Linked DNA regions of Homo sapiens: region 2 is linked to region 1. Evidence: chromatin loops called from intact Hi-C (ENCODE). Cell type or tissue: PC-3. All regions are shown on one strand.

Region 1 (8,000 bases):
ATTGTGCGACGCTGATATTTTGGGTTCAAATGATCCTGACATTCAGTTACCGAGCATAGTACTTACTAGCTTTTTTACTTTTGCCTCTCTCTCCCTCCTTGCTTAAGTAGTTCCCAGTTTCTGTTGTTGCTCGCCATCTTTATATCCACAAGTACCCAGATATTGGCCCCTACTTATAAGTGGAAACATGCATTATTTGGTTATTTGTACCTGGAATAATTCGCTTAGGATAGTTATATCCAGGTGTATCAATACAAATGCAAAGGACATGATTTCATTCTTTTTTTATGGCTGAGTCGTATTCCACGGTGTATATGTACTATGTATTTTTGTATCCAATCCAACGTTGATTGGCACCTAGGTTGAATGCATGTCTTTGCTGTTGTGAATAGTGCTGTGATGAACATGCAAGGGCTTTTCTGGTTTTGTTTTGTTTGTTTGTTTTTTGTTAGACGGAGTCTCGCTCTGTCGCCCAGGCTGGAGTGCAGTGGCGCGATCTCGGCTCACTGCAAGTTCCACCTCCCAGGTTCACGCCATTCTCCAGCCTTAGCCTCCCGAGTAGCTGGGACTACAGGCACCTGCCACCACGGCCAGCATTTTTTTTTTTTTTTTTTTGTATTTTTAGTAGAGACAGGGTTTCACCTTGTTAGTCAGGATGGTCTCCATCTCCTGTCCTCGTGATCCACCCTCCTTGGCCTCCCAAAGTGCTGGGATTACAGGCGTGAGCCACCGTGCCCGGCCGCAAGTGATCTTTGTTAGAACAATTTGTTTTCATTTGGATACATACCCAGTAATGAGATCGCTGGGTCAAATGGTAGTTCTGTTTTAAGTTATTTGAGATATCTCCAAACTGCTTTCCACAGTGGCAAAACTCATTTACATTCCTACCAAAAATGTATAAGCATTTCCTTTTCTCCACAGCTTTGCCAGCATCTGTCGTTTTCTGACTTTTTAATAATAGTCATTCTGACTGAAAGAAGATGGTATGGCAATGTGGTTTCGATTTGCATCTCTCTGATAATTTATCATGTGAAGCATTTTTTCATATGTTTATTGGCTGCTTGTATGTCTTCTTTTGAGAAGTGTCTGTTCATATATTTTGCTCATTTTTGATGGGCATATTTGTTGTCAGCTCATTCAATCGTCTAAGTTTCTATAGATTCTAGATATTAGACCTTTATCAAATGCATAATTTGAGAATATTTTCTCCCATTCTTCAGGTTGTCTTTTTACTCAGTTGATAGCTTCTTTTTTCTGTGCAGAAGCTCTTTAGTTTAATTAGGTCCCACTTGTCAATTTCTGTTTTTTTTTTCACAATTGTTTTTGAGGACTTAGTTATAAATTCTTTCCCAAAGCCGATGTTCAGAATGGTATTTCTTTGGTTTTCTTTTAGGATTTTTATAGTTTTAGGTCTTACATTTAAATCTACAATCCATCCTGGGGTCACTTTTGCATATGGTGAAAGGTATTGTTCCAGTTTTATTCTTCTGCATATGGATAGTCAGTTATCTCAGCACCATTGGTTGAATAGGGAGTCCTTTCTTCATTATTCATTTTTGTCAACTGTGTGAAATACCAGATGGCTGCAGGTCTATGCCTTTACTCCTGGGTTCTGTCTTCTGTTCCACTGCTCTATGTGTCTGCTTTTGGACCAGTTCCATGTTGTTTTGGCTACTGTAGCCTCAGAGATTAGTTTGAAGTGTGTAATATGATGTCTCTAGCTTTGTTCTTTTTACTTAAGATCGTTTTGGCTATTCAGGCCCTTTTTTTCAGGTTCCATATGAATTTTAGCATAGTTTTGTCTGGTTCAGTGAAACATGTCATTGATTTTTTTACAGGAATAATGTTGGGTGTGTGGATTGGTTTGGGCAGTATGACCATTTTAATGATATTGATTCTTCTAATCCATGAGCATGGAATGTGTTTTTCATTTGTTTGTTTCATCTATAATTTCTTTTAGCAGCGTTTTATAGTTCTCCTTGTAGAGATCATTCACCTCCTTTATTAGCTGTACTCCTCAATATTTCATTTTTTGTGGCTATTATAAATAAAATTGTGTTCTTGTTTGGCTCTTTGCTTTAATGCTATCCATATATAGAAGTGCTACTGATGTGTGTACATTGATCTTGTACCCTGTAACTTTATTGAAATCATTTATGTGTTCCAGGAGACTTTTGGTGGAGTCTTTAGTGTTTTCTAGGTATGGAATAATATTTTCCACGTAGAAAAATAGTTTGATTTCTTGTTTTCCAATTAGGAAGCCTTTCATTTCTTTCTCTTGCCTGATTGCTCTGGCTAGCCCTTTCAATACTATGTTGAATATGAGGGGTGAGAGTGGGCCTCCTTGGTTTGTTTCAGTTCAACGGGAATACTTCCACTGCTTTCCCATTTGGTATGATGTTGGCTGTGGGTTCGTCACAGATGGCTCTTATTATTTTGAGGTATGTTCTTTCAATGTCTAGTTTCTTGAGGGTTTTTATCATGAAGTGGTATTGGATTTTATCAAAAGCTTTTTCTACATCTATTGAGATGATCATGTAATTTTTTGTTTTAATTCTGTTTATGTGGTGAATCACATTTATTGATTTGTGTATTTTGAGTCAACCTGTCATCCTAGGAATTAAGCCTACTTGATTATGGTGAATTAACATTTTGATGATCTGTTGGATTCAGTTTGATAGTATTCTGTTAAGCATTTTTGCTGCTATGTTCATAAGATATATTGGTATGTAGTTTTCTTTTTTCCTTGTGTCTTTGCCAGCTTGCAGTATCAGGATCACGCTGCCTTCATAGAATGAGTTAGGGAGGAGTTTGTTCTCCTCTATTTTTTGGGAGACATTCAAGGGTATTGGTATTAGATCTTCTTTTTATATCTGGTAGAATTTAAGCATCCAAGTTTTTTACTGGGACAGCCATGTAGGCACTTTGGTTATCATGCACCAAAATTCTAGACTCCCAGAAGGAGATTAAGTGTTGCATAAATCATGCCATTTTTATAAAAAGTTTATTCACAGTGATACACTCTCATCAATTAGAGAAAGTTTTATATCAGTGTCGTTAACTTTACCAGTCCAGTTCTCAGATGGAAACCAAGGGCCAACTTTGAAGCAGACTTTTTCAATGATAGTTTCTCAGGCCTGCTGTGTTAGCTTTTTTCTGCACACAGGTTCTGTCTCTTCCAAGCTTGCAACTTCATTAATTTATTTTCTGTTATGTTGGAATATATGGATTTGTCCTCAATTATTTTTTTTCTTATTACTATCATCACCGTTTCTATTATTTCTAAAAGATAACATTTAGTTACAGGGTGTATTTTGGGTAATTAAAATCTTCTAGAATTAGTGGTGAGAGCTGTACAACTTTGTGACTATACTACAAATGACTGAATGTTACACCTTAAGAGGTCATTTTTAAGGTATATCAATTATATCTTAAAGAAAATTTAATGTATTTTTTCAGATCTATTTGAAAGTTTTCTTTTTTTTTAAAGATATTTGTTTAAATAGTGCTTTTCTCATAACAATATCATTCCCTTGGCTCCAAGCTAAATACAATTTTCCAGATTAAAATTTTTCATGGAGAGGGGCATTCATAAAATCTTCACAGTAGTGGTATGGTGGTAACTTTTTGTGGATTGTATTTTATACTGTGCAAATGAAGTTTATGTATATTATTTAACTTTATCCCTCACAACAATTCTTTTTGCTCATTAGGCAATTGGATAATCAAAAATATAATATTTGTATTTATTAATGCTATAATTTGTTCAAAGGACATGACTAGAAGTTTGTCATTTAAAGAGATTTGTCATTTAGAAGACCTTAGTGCAAAGTCTTCTAAGTATGATGTCAGGAGATATCTCAAGCTCTGCACAGATTTGTATGAATCGCTTTGAAAAAGATTAGAACTTTTCCAGGTAGGTACAAAGAACAGATTACCCAGTCTCCTGAAAATGACACAATGCATTCTCTCATTTAAGGTTTTAATTGCATACTGAACTGTCTTCATACTTACTAGTAGCTCAAAATAATAACCATTTTATATTTTTCTGTATATTTTGTGGGCAAGGAAATTGGGATAAGTCCAAATGGATTATAGTTCTTCCCCATGTAGCATGGCAGATATAATTTGGTGCTATTCAGCTAACAACTGAGCTCATCTAGTGGGTCCCTGCCAGTTTCGCTCAAATGCCTGGTATCTTGTTGGGGATAGAAGAAATGTGTGCCACAGATTACTCTATCATGGTAGAAAGACATTTTAAATGGTGGCTCAAAGCTCCAAAAGACCAAAGCAGAATCTGTTGTTACCCTAAAAGGCAGGGCCACGAGCTTCACAGCAGTAGTTTACTTATTATACTCTGCTATTGAAGGCAGTTACCAGCCAGCCTAGACTCAAGAACAGCCACCACCTTTCAATGCAAGAAGTGTCAAAAAAATGCGTGGTCATGTTAAATCCACATAATTTCTCGCAGATGATTTTGTGATTTTATGCTTGCTTTTATGGTGCGGACCCGATGACTAGCTCTTCAGACCTTCAGCAGTAGCCTGTGACTTGATAACCTAGGAATTTGCTTGCATATCTTAGGTGAGTAACAGGATAAGACAACATAAAATTGGCCAGGAAATCCCCTGGGTAATTGCTAAAATAAACCTTTTAAACCTCTCACTTCTGCCCTTCGTTATTAAACACAAACATTTCTTATGAGGCATTCATACGAACCCATCAGTGAAAATTTAGAATGAACAATTCAGTACATTCTGCCTGGTAGCTAGGCTAAATAATTAAAGGTTTATCAAAGATAAGGTCAGACATACTTACTGCTTCAAAAAGCTGTCCCCTTCCTAGTGAATGCAGGATTAGTTTAGCACACTGACCTCTTTGGAGCCCCAGAATACATGAAGCAAAGCTTTAATATATTTTAAAGGTGTGAGAAAAGTGGAGGGCAGAGATTTCAAATCCATGAAAATGAAAATTCCAGGCAAAAACAAAAACAGTAGGATTTAAGTTTTATGGTGTCTGGGGCAGGCATTTGTATAGAAAATTGTTCTGAAAGAGCAGCATGAGAAAGGAAGACAAACTTCATTTACTTTACACTTTTAACTAGGACATTCTCCAGCTAAAGAGTTGAAAGAAAACACCATGACTTAGTTTAAATATTTCCATGCTCCAATTTTTACACTTAATAAATGGGAATATGTTTAATTCTGCCTTACGTTAGGAGTCTCAAACACTTTGGCATCGGTGAATATTGTTTAATTATTGATGTAACTGGTCTTTGACTATAAAATACTCTATGTGTTATTAAAATATTCCCAATATTGATTTGCTATGTAATTTATTTAATACTTATTGAACACTTACTTAGAGCAAGGCCTTGGAAAATTAAGTTTTAAAAAGCTTGAAGTTAGAAATTTAGAATGAATATAAGTTAGTGAAATAAATCAGTATCATTTTTTGTCCTTATCTTTCTTTTCATTTTTGGAACAGAATTAGACTTTTGTTGTTGTTGTTTTTATAAAGAGTGTTTTGACCTTCTTCAAAAAGTTTCCAATCCATTAGAGAGATCCAGACTTCATGGCGGATACCTGGGACTATGAAATGTGCACTTGCCCAAGGTGACAGAATACTGTCATGCAGTGTTTGTTGGCTTTTAAAAATAAACATTGTCATGTCCGAACAAGTGAAAAAAATAGCTACCCCTGCTGTACTTCCAGCTTCTTCTCTGTTTGCTGTCCAGAAGCTCTCTGCCTGAGGTTGAAACACTGAATGGTTCTCACATACGTCTAAATGCATTCCTTGCTGTGAAGCAGGATGGAAACTGGATGTTTCTTATGGTCTAAATTTCCTTGCAATATTATGAACTTTTCTTTTCCTCCCAAAGGGCAAGATAAACAAAGTAAACAAAGAAATAAGGCACATCTTTTAGCATGCTCTGTATTGTAGACTTTAGTTTCTACCTCCTTCACTATGACTCTTAAGAATCTGTGACAATAGTCTTTCTTGAAAAGTTTTCTTGATATTCCAATCCAAGTTTTATTCACTCAGATTCTATTACAGTATTCGACTTCATGTTTCATGTACCACTCATAACAATATATTTATCTCCTCTATGTTCCAAATTCTTGGAGGCCACTGAGTTATTTCATTTCAAAGTTTAGTTGTTGGTTATCCAGAAGACAGAGACACAGAGATAAGGTTCTCCAAAGAACCTTACTGCACATTTGAGAACCATAGTTTCTAGGCTCAAATATCTCATTTGAGAACCACAGTTTCTGAGCTAAAAATATAAACACCTTCATAAAATAATCCAAAAATCTCTTCAAACACAAGATTCATTACACACACACACACAGAGAGAGAGGGAGACAGAGAGAGAGAAATAATGAAGCGTTAAAATTGTTAAAATCTCTCAATATGTGTAAAATCTAACATCCGTTTAATACAATGATGAATAATTGATGCCACAAAAGATAAGGCTGAGGTTATTAAATGTCTAAAAAGTCTATAGATTATCTAGGTTCATTTGCATGATTTCTAGTCCAAAAGAAAGGTAGGGTATATGTAACTAATTGTAAATCTTGAAAGTATAAATAATTTGCATTTAATTATTAATGTAACTGATCCTTGGCTATTCAGTGTTGCTCTACACTGTTGCATCAAGAAAATTTCGAGGATATGAAGAGAAGAGATGGGAAAAACAGCAAGTTCTAATGGGAAAAGTACTGTAGGATAAAAGTAGTACTGCTTCTCTCTGAACCCACTTTCCCTGTTCTCCTGAGCTACCCACATTTACAACAGTCAAGTTTCCAGGAGTGTCACAAAGTTCCAGTTCTATTTCAGGCATGTGTTAATATAAAAGAAATAGCTCTTTACAAGATCATGATCTTGTAAACCGTAGGTCACTATGGTTTCTGGAAACTGCAGACTCTCTATCAACTGCAGTTAATACTGTTTATCAAGGAACCCAATCTAATATGAAACAAGAGGGGCTAGAAATTAGTTACAGACTCCCAGAGACAGAATCAGACAAAGTTAACAATATCCATCTGAGTTTCAGAATTACAAAAAGTTGGAAAATTTGTAGGTAGTCAAAAGATTCAAGGGTTAGGATGTCCAAAATTTATTCACTGATTTAAAATAATTCTACAAATATTTATTTTGCTAGTCACTGTGCTAACTAAGCACTAAGGATAAAGTACTAACAAAAATGGTTTCTCCATTTAATTTTATATTCTCATGGGAGACACAGGCACTGAAAATTCATATAAATAAATTACAACTTAAATATATGATATAAAACAAAAAATACAGCAAGCTACTTGAGGCTAAAAAGAGATATGTTTTCTTCCCCTTAGCTATGGAGCTGGGGAAGAGAAGGTAAAGCAGGACATGCTGCTAATGCTGTGAAATATCACAGATTCATTGCCTTTCAGGTGACAACCCCAAGACAGAGTGGTAGATGCCTGTTTCTCAACTGCATTTGCATAGTTCTTGTTGTGTCACCAACCAAGCCAGATTTCCTGGGGGCTGGAAAGTTGACTGGCTGACTACTGTGTATATCCACGGAGGACTTAAGACAGAGGAGAAAATTACATCACTGGTTGAATCCACAAATAAAATTTGAATTTCTCATGGAGAAGATTTTTCCAAAGTGTAACATATGATTGCAGTGAAGAGTGAGTCTTTTGAAGCTTGTCATTTTTCCCAAACTGCTTCTTATATCCGCTTCCATGTTTTTTTCTATTAGCACTACTCATTCCCAAGCTTATCTGTTTTTCTTATGTGCTTCTTTATTATTACCAATGAAAAATGACTTAGTAATATTTCTTATGCATTCATAAAATATTCAAGTTTTGCTGCCATTAAAAATACCATGTAGATATTTTGGCCTTCTGTCAAAAGTTAATTTCCAAGACAATTTTAAGTACAATACAGCTGTTAAAACTGTTTAAATAGCCATCCTCACCCTTTTAAATTAATAGAAGACACTAGTCAGAATA
Region 2 (8,000 bases), 290 kb after region 1:
TAAAAGAGTCTCATAAAGTTTTGAATAAAAATGTATCAAAAGATTAATATTTACAGGTCAAGATGACAGGAATCTTAAATACACAAGAGTATGTTACTCAAGGATGCACATAGATCAAAGTAGCTATTGTAAAGGTGTATTGTATAAACAGATTTAATAAACCAGAATGCACATCTATGTAGAAAGAGGTACAGACTTCAAGAAATGAGAAGGAAAGCAGCATTAAAAAAAAAACAACAACTTAAAAATAAAACAAAAAGTGGCATTACTTTGGAAGGCTGAGGTAGGCAGATCTCTTGAGCCCAGGAGTTCGAGGCCAGCCTGGGCAACATGGCAAAACCCATCTCTCCAAAAAAAAAAAAAAAAAAGAAAACCAACTATGAATAGTGGTGCATGCCTGTGTTCCCTGAAGTGGGATGACCACTACAGCCTGGGAAATCAAGGCTGTAGTGAGTTGTAACGGCACAGCTGCTCACCAAATGGAGTGACAGAGCAAGACCTGTCTCGTTAAAAAAATAAAAATTAAAAAAAAAATATATATATATATACACACATAGCTTTGCCTACTTTCATCAATATTATCCATCATGAAATTATGAGTGTAGTTACTTAACTTCTCCTTACATTTAGAACTATTTAGAACAATTATTTACATTTAGAACAATCCTTTTAAAGGTAAAGACAATAAAATATGTTCATTGAAATTGCAACTGTTAGCAGGACCTTGACATTTACAACAGTATTTCCCCAATGTAGTTTCCTGCCCCTCAACCCTTCACTCATCCCCCACTTCCCTAGACCATAACTGGAGGGCTTAATAATTTCAATTCAATAAACAACATGGGCGAGATGTGGTGGCTCATGCCTGTAATCCCAACACTTTGGGAGGCCAAGGCAGGCAGACCATGAGGTCAGGAGCTCGAGACCAGCCTGACCAACATGGTGAAACCCCGTCTCTACTGAAAATACAAAAATTAGCCCAGTGTGGTGGCATGCACCCGTAATCCCAGCTACTCAGGAGGCTGAGACAGGAGAATCACTTGAACCCGGGAGGCGGAGATTGCAGTGAGCCGAGATCACGCCAATGCACTCCAGCCTGGGTGACAGGGTGAGACTCCTTCTCAAAAAGAAAAAAAAAACGTAAATAAACAATATGGCATTATGCACTGTGCCACAGATATTTATGTAAGTACCCCTGTGGAACATATTGCTAAAGGTACCTGGCAAGGTGACATAAAACTAGTTGCTAGTAAATATTTGGAGTAAAGAAAATGAAATCTTTGAGGGATAGTACTTAAAGCAATAAAAAATATATATGAAAGAGTATTTAATTGTTATGTCCACTACTTTATTTGGCTTCATTTGTTTAATAATTGCTAAGCTGATGTGCTGCCTTAATCTTGGAAAGCTTTCAGGCACAAACAGGAGCAAATTTGTTGTTAGTTTTAAAATGTATTTATTTTATTGTTAATATATTTTGGTAGCCTTTTGCAATACCATGGAGTAGCATTGAATATATCATGGTGACTATTGTAAAACAACTCTGGAAATATGCTGTTCTTCAGGGAAAATCATGTGGTTTCACTGTGCTTAGGTGACAAGTGACAAAGAACAAACAAATCAGAAACAAATCAGTCACCAGTAACATTTTTTCCCTTGACTGAGCTTTTGTCATTGTCACAAAAATTGCAGAATATTGGAGACTTGGACCACATAAAGCTTTAAGCATTCATTTTCTTTTTTGTGATTTTTTTTTTCCCACCTCATTTTGTTGTATTTTAAATGGAATTTGTTTCAGTTTCCAGCTGCTGCATATCCCACAGCAGTGAAATTCTGATATGATGCTTTCAAAAGACTTAAATAGTTTCAGTGATTATTTAGGCTTAGCAGTTTGTGGGATAATAAGTTGGAGTTTACCACTGGTAGCATTTTAAATGAGCGAACTTCATTTAGGAGTGAAGAGGTCAGTAATTCAGAATGTTCTATTTCAGTTGGAGAAGAAAAGTAGATCACAAAGAGAGTCCCAGTAGACCCCGTGATCAAGCAGAAAGCAGAGGATGGAAATTAGGGAGGCTGCAAATCTAGGAATCAGTAGCATTTCCAAGGAGAGAAAAATAAAATAGAAATAAAGGTTGGTAAGGATATAGTTTAAAGGTACCCAGGAGAAATCCTCCTGGAGTTTTGAGTGATGATCCTTTCATGAACAGCAGGAGGTTGAGTAATATACTTGCATTTGCTATTTTGACTGTACATACTAACCTACCAGTATTTTGCATTCCAATAAAAGAAATGATGTTTAAATTATTTCTGTTAATTTTATTCTAAATATTCCAAGGAAATCAAAGAAATTCCATACCAGTGGTTCTTTCTGTAATATGCCAGGATTAATGTATTCGATTTTGAGTGCATAAATTAAGGTCTGCTAATTTGATTAGTTTTGTTTTAGCAAGGAAAATTGATACAATCCTTCACCAGGAAATGGTAGTTCAGTAATACCAATTGATGTTAATTTTCACTCATTTTGATTCTCAATATAAAGGTGAACTGAATATAAACAAAGAGTTTATCACTTAGGAATCAGTAAAAGTACTGTCTTAAAGATGCATTGAACCCCTGTAGGCAAGAGAGAGGTGGAGAGACAGAAAGAAACAGAGAGAGGGAGAGAGGAATGCAATATTTTGAATTGAAGAAACATTACCCAGTGCACTATATTTTACGTTTTAAATTATTTTGCTGAAGTAATTTCTCACTTTTTGTTCAAAAGTTACATACAGCCTTATTACTCCTTGTATACCCCTAAATTCTATCAAACAAGAATAGGTAACTTTTAGCATTAGTTTAGCACTTGAACACATATATACATTCAAGAGGGACATTAATTGAACTTGTTACTGTCGGAAGCTAGTCAAGCATGAGCAGTGCAGGAGAGGGCTCCCGAGGGTCAGGCGAACATCAGGTGATGGTCAGGTGGTTGTTAACTGTCTCTCTAAAATAATAATTGGTTGCAGCCAGCGCCAGGAAAAGGCATTCTCGCAATAGATAGAAAAAACCTGAAACTGGTGATCAGCAGCTTCCCAATAAGATCCCAGGAGTTGGGCCAGTGGGATCAAGCAGGCTAATTAAGAGACAAAATAGTGTTTATCTGGTCTATAATATTGTAGGGACATTTGACTCATAGGGGAAGAATGCCTCAAATGAGCATGCATATAACCCCAGTAAACACACTGCACGTTTCCCTCCCAAATGCTTGCAGGCCACTGCATATGTAAACAGCCTACCCCAAGGGAAGACTCAAGGGAGAAGGAATGCAAAGCCCCAGACGTATGTCAACATATAAAACCCAAGTCAAGGGTCAAACAGCATGCTTGATCTCTCAAGTTACCCGCTTGGCCCACTTCCAAGTGATTTTACTTCCTTTCATACATGATCTAAAGCTTTTTAATAAAATTTTGTTCCTGCTCTAAAACTTGTCTTGATCTCTCCTTCTGCCTTATGCCCCTTAGTCGAATTCTTTCTTCTGGGGAGGATAGAATTGAGGTTGCTGCAGATGCATATGGATTTGCCACTGGTAACGTACTTTAGTGTCTTCTGACTCGAATATGTTCCGCTGCTAACAGACTCATCATTACATTTAATAATGTGTGTATATAACTTCCATTGTGTTATTTATTTTTGAAGATTGCACTTAGATGTATAAGCGACATGTGTATGGTCCACTTTTACACAGCTTTTGTTCGTCCATTCAAAATATCTGCTAATTCCATAATAAACTTTCTATAAAAGAAAGTACATTTTAGGCTGGGCGCAGTGGCTTACGCCTGTAATCCCAGCACTTCGGAAGGCCGAGGCGGATGGATCACGAGGTCAGGAGATCGAGACCATCCTGGCTAACACGGTGAAACCCAGTCTCTACGAAAAATACAAAAAATTAGCCGGGCGTGGTGGCAGGCACCTGTAGTCCCAGCCACTCGGGAGGCTGAGGCAGGGGAATGGCATGAACCCGGGAGGTGGAGCTGGCAGTGAGCCAAGTGTCACGCCACTGCACTCCAGCCTGGGTGACAGAGTGAGACTCCGTCAAAAAAAAAAAAAAAAAAAAAAAAAAACAGAAAGTACATTTTAGTTAATCCAAGTCATTCTGGGTTTTAGAAATCTAATCTGGAAAAATCCCCAATAATATCTTTATTCTCCACTTGATTTCTATAGACAAAAGATTAGCAGTAAATAGTTTTAATTAAAAAATCATTGGGGAGTACAGTGATGGCATTAGAAGTTTCTAAGTAATGGAGAATATGGTGAGATACCTTCATGATTGAAGCTATAATATACATTTGATGCCAATTTGGGGGATTTGAGAATCAATGAATCCCCATTAACATCTGAAGAGGCAGTTGATGTAGTCAGTGAAAAATTGAGTGTGTATTTGTCTTTATTTTATACTGAAGACATCAAAAATTTAAATTATAAAAACTAGTTTTAATTTTCTCTTGTAATTTTAAAGCCTTTCAAATAGCAGGTGACTTTGAAAGTCATTCACTGTCACTGACAAGGACTACTGGGCATGATTTAAAAAAGTATGAATTTGGGGTTTAGAAGATGTGAGTTCAAGTCACTGATCTATTGCTTTTTTTTTTTTTTTTTTTTTTTTTTTTTGAGACAGAGTCTGGCTCTGTCCCCCAGGCTGGAGTGCAGTGGCACCATCTCGGCTCACTGTGAACTCTGCCTCCCGGGTTCACGCCATTCTCCTGCCTCAGCCTCCTGAGTAGCTGGGACTACAGGCGTCCGCCACCACACCCTGCTAATTTTTTTGTATTTTTAGTAGAGACAGGGTTTCGCCATGTTGGCCAGGATGGTCTCGAACTCCTGACCTCGTGATCCGCCCACCTCGGCCTCCCAAAAGTGCTAGGATTACAGGCTTGAGCCACCGCGCCCAGCCATGTTGCTTTCTTCTTCGTGACCTTGAGAAATCTTCTATTTTATTTTAAAAATAAAATCGGAAAAAAGATAAATTGTGCATAATAAAATATTTGAGAATACAATGCTATAATATTTCATAATTTATACAATATTTCCATACTGTTTTATTTTTGAATTTCAAAAATACGCACATATAAAATGTTGGAGAGATACGTAAAGTAAAAAAAGTAAAATTTTCCTTCTCTCCTACTTTCATTATTAAGCATTAGTTATAAAAATTGCAGAATAAAATTTTCCTGGGAACATACAGATTTTTAGTGATTGTTTTATTGTTGTGCCCTTCACGTTATGACATACTAAAACAAACACATGAAGTTTGACAACTTGATGTTTCCACTAAATTATATTTTGTGGACAGAATTCCTTCTAGAAACCAGTAGGAGATAGATATAAGCAGAACAAGTAGGAGACACATACAGAGAGATGACAGATATATAGATGATAGATAGATAGACATATATTGATTAATTGATAGCTGGTAGATGGATTAGACAAATAGGTAGATGATAGAGATTTCTTTTCTTTCTTTCTCTCTCTCTCTTTCATCCTTTCTTCTTCTCTTTCTTTCTTTTTTTTTGACGGAGTCTTGCTCTGTCGCCAGGCTGGAGTGCCGTGGCATAATCTCCGCTCACTGCAAACTCCACCTCCCGGGTTCAAGCGATTCTCTTGCCTCAGCCTTCCCAGTAGCTGGGGACCACAGGCGCACGCTACCACACCTGGCTAATTTTTGTATTTTTAATAGAGACGCGGTTTCACCATGTGGGCCAGGATGGTCTCAATCTCCTGACCTCATGATCCACCCGCCTCAGCCTCCCAAAGTGCTGGGATTACAGGCGTGAGCCACCATGCCCGGCAGATAGAGATTTTTTTCAAGAAATTGGCTTACGTATGGCTAATTTTTGTATTTTTAATAGAGACGTGGTTTCACCATGTTGGCCAGGATGGTCTCAATCTCCTGACCTCGTGATCCACCCGCCTCAGCCTCCCAAAGTGCTGGGATTACAGGCGTGAGCCACCGTGCCCGGCTGACAGAGATTTCTTTCAAGAAATTGGCTTACGTAACTGAGGGGATGGCTAAAACTTGGCTAAACAAGCCACCAGGAAGGGCAGGCTGGATCTCTCAGCTGAAGCTGCTGCTCATAGGTAGAATTTTTTCTTCTTCAGAGAAGGCTCACTTCTGCTCTCAAAAATTTTGCAACTGATTGAATCAGTTTCACCCAGATTATCTAAAATAATCTCCCTTCCTTAAATCATCTGATACAAATTTTAATCAAATCTACAAAATAATTTCACAGCAACAGCTACATTAGTGTTTGATTGAATAACTTAAATGGTAGCCTGGCTAAGATGACACATCAAAAAGACCATGAGAGAATTTGAGCCTTATTTGTCCAAAACATAAACCAACTGAGTAACACAGCCTTTGTTTGACTTTACTGCTTTGTTCTCCCCTGACACCCCAGTCTTCATCCGTAGGAGAATATCCTTACATAAACTACCTGCATTGCAAACAGTTGTTATAGAGTCTCATTTGGAAGATGGAGGGACAATTTGAGATCATTAATATCATAGCAGCCTTAGAAAGCAGACTGTCAAGACAGGATCTTGGAAATGGATCATCCAGAGGTCAGATAGTAATAAGGACTCCATTGATATTGATGGTAGGGGAGTACTAATAACCCCTGACAGGCAGAGATGTTAACATTGCTGAGAATCTCATTGGTGGAATATATCAGTGAGATTTGTATTAGTTTCCTGTGGCTGTCATAACAAGTTACCACAAACTTGGTGGCTTATAGCAACAGAAATTTATGATTTGACAGGTTCAGAGGCCAGGAGTCCAAAATCAACATATTGGCACAGCTGTGCTTTTTCTAAGGTCTCCAAGCTCCCTTTTGGTCTCTGGTGGCTACCAAGAATCCTTTGTGTACCTTGGCTTGTAACCTTCATTCACTTGACCTTCTCCTTTGAGTACATCTTATGTCCCAGCAACCAATGCTATTGTCTTATAAAGACACATATTATTCCATTTAAACTTCACACAGATGATCCAGCATAAACTCCTCAAGATCGTTAACTTGCTCATGTATTTTACCACATAAATCAATATTCACAGGATCAGGGGGTTAGGACATAGACGTATGTTTTAGGGACACATTGAACATACTACAGGGTAGAGAGTGAAACTATATATATACACATAGTGAAACTATATATATATATAGTGAAACTATATATATATATAGTGAAACTATATATATATATAGTGAAACTATATATATATACACATAGTGAAACTATATATATATACACATAGTGAAACTATATATATATACACATAGTGAAACTATATATATATAGTGAAACTATATATATATAGTGAAACTATATATATAGTGAAACTATATATATATAGTGAAACTATATATATAGTGAAACTATATATATATAGTGAAACTATATATATATAGTGAAACTATATATATATAGTGAAACTATATATATATAGTGAAACTATATATATAGTGAAACTATATATATATATAGTGAAACTATATATATAGTGAAACTATATATATATAGTGAAACTATATATATATAGTGAAACTATATATATATAGTGAAACTATATATATAGTGAAACTAGTGAAACTATATATATATAGTGAAAATATATATAGTGAAACTATATATAACTATATAACTATATAACTATATAGTTATATAGATATAGCTATATAACCATATAGTTATATAGATATAACTATATAACTATATAGTTATATCGATATAACTATAATGTAGGGATTACACTTGAAAGTTACAAGGATGAAGAAAATGGTAAGGACTAGAGTTGGAAAGCTTGAGATTGGGCTTAGAACCCCTGAAAGAGCAATATCAGATTAGCAAACTATCAATGCAAGCCACACTGTAGATTTCAGAATACCTCCATGGGACCACTTAAAGATCTCCTTGTCAACTATAGCTGCAAAGTACACTGTGCTAAAAATCAGGCTGAAATTTAA

The links. A loop is a pair of places that touch in the nucleus more often than their neighbours do. Peaks named below come from ENCODE experiments on the same cell type or tissue, not always from the same donor. Only the 100,000 strongest peaks of a DNase experiment are listed, where the experiment ranks them.
Region 2: a loop joins it to region 1, with 2.6 times the contacts of the local background. A loop is called at or near these places in 1 of 110 quality-filtered maps.

Annotation. Positions count from the first base shown.
Region 1 is chr3:162,290,990-162,298,989 of GRCh38, forward strand. No RefSeq gene overlaps it. Among named protein-coding and RNA genes, the nearest start is that of OTOL1, 800 kb to the left of the region's middle. RefSeq lists an enhancer at 3,780-4,979. In PC-3, no CTCF peak of the experiment used is centred here; a DNase peak (open chromatin) is centred at 4,552; H3K4me3 peaks cover 315 bases; H3K27ac peaks cover 1,612 bases.
Region 2 is chr3:162,583,483-162,591,482 of GRCh38, forward strand. No RefSeq gene overlaps it. Among named protein-coding and RNA genes, the nearest start is that of LINC01192, 720 kb to the right of the region's middle. In PC-3, no CTCF peak of the experiment used is centred here; a DNase peak (open chromatin) is centred at 3,309.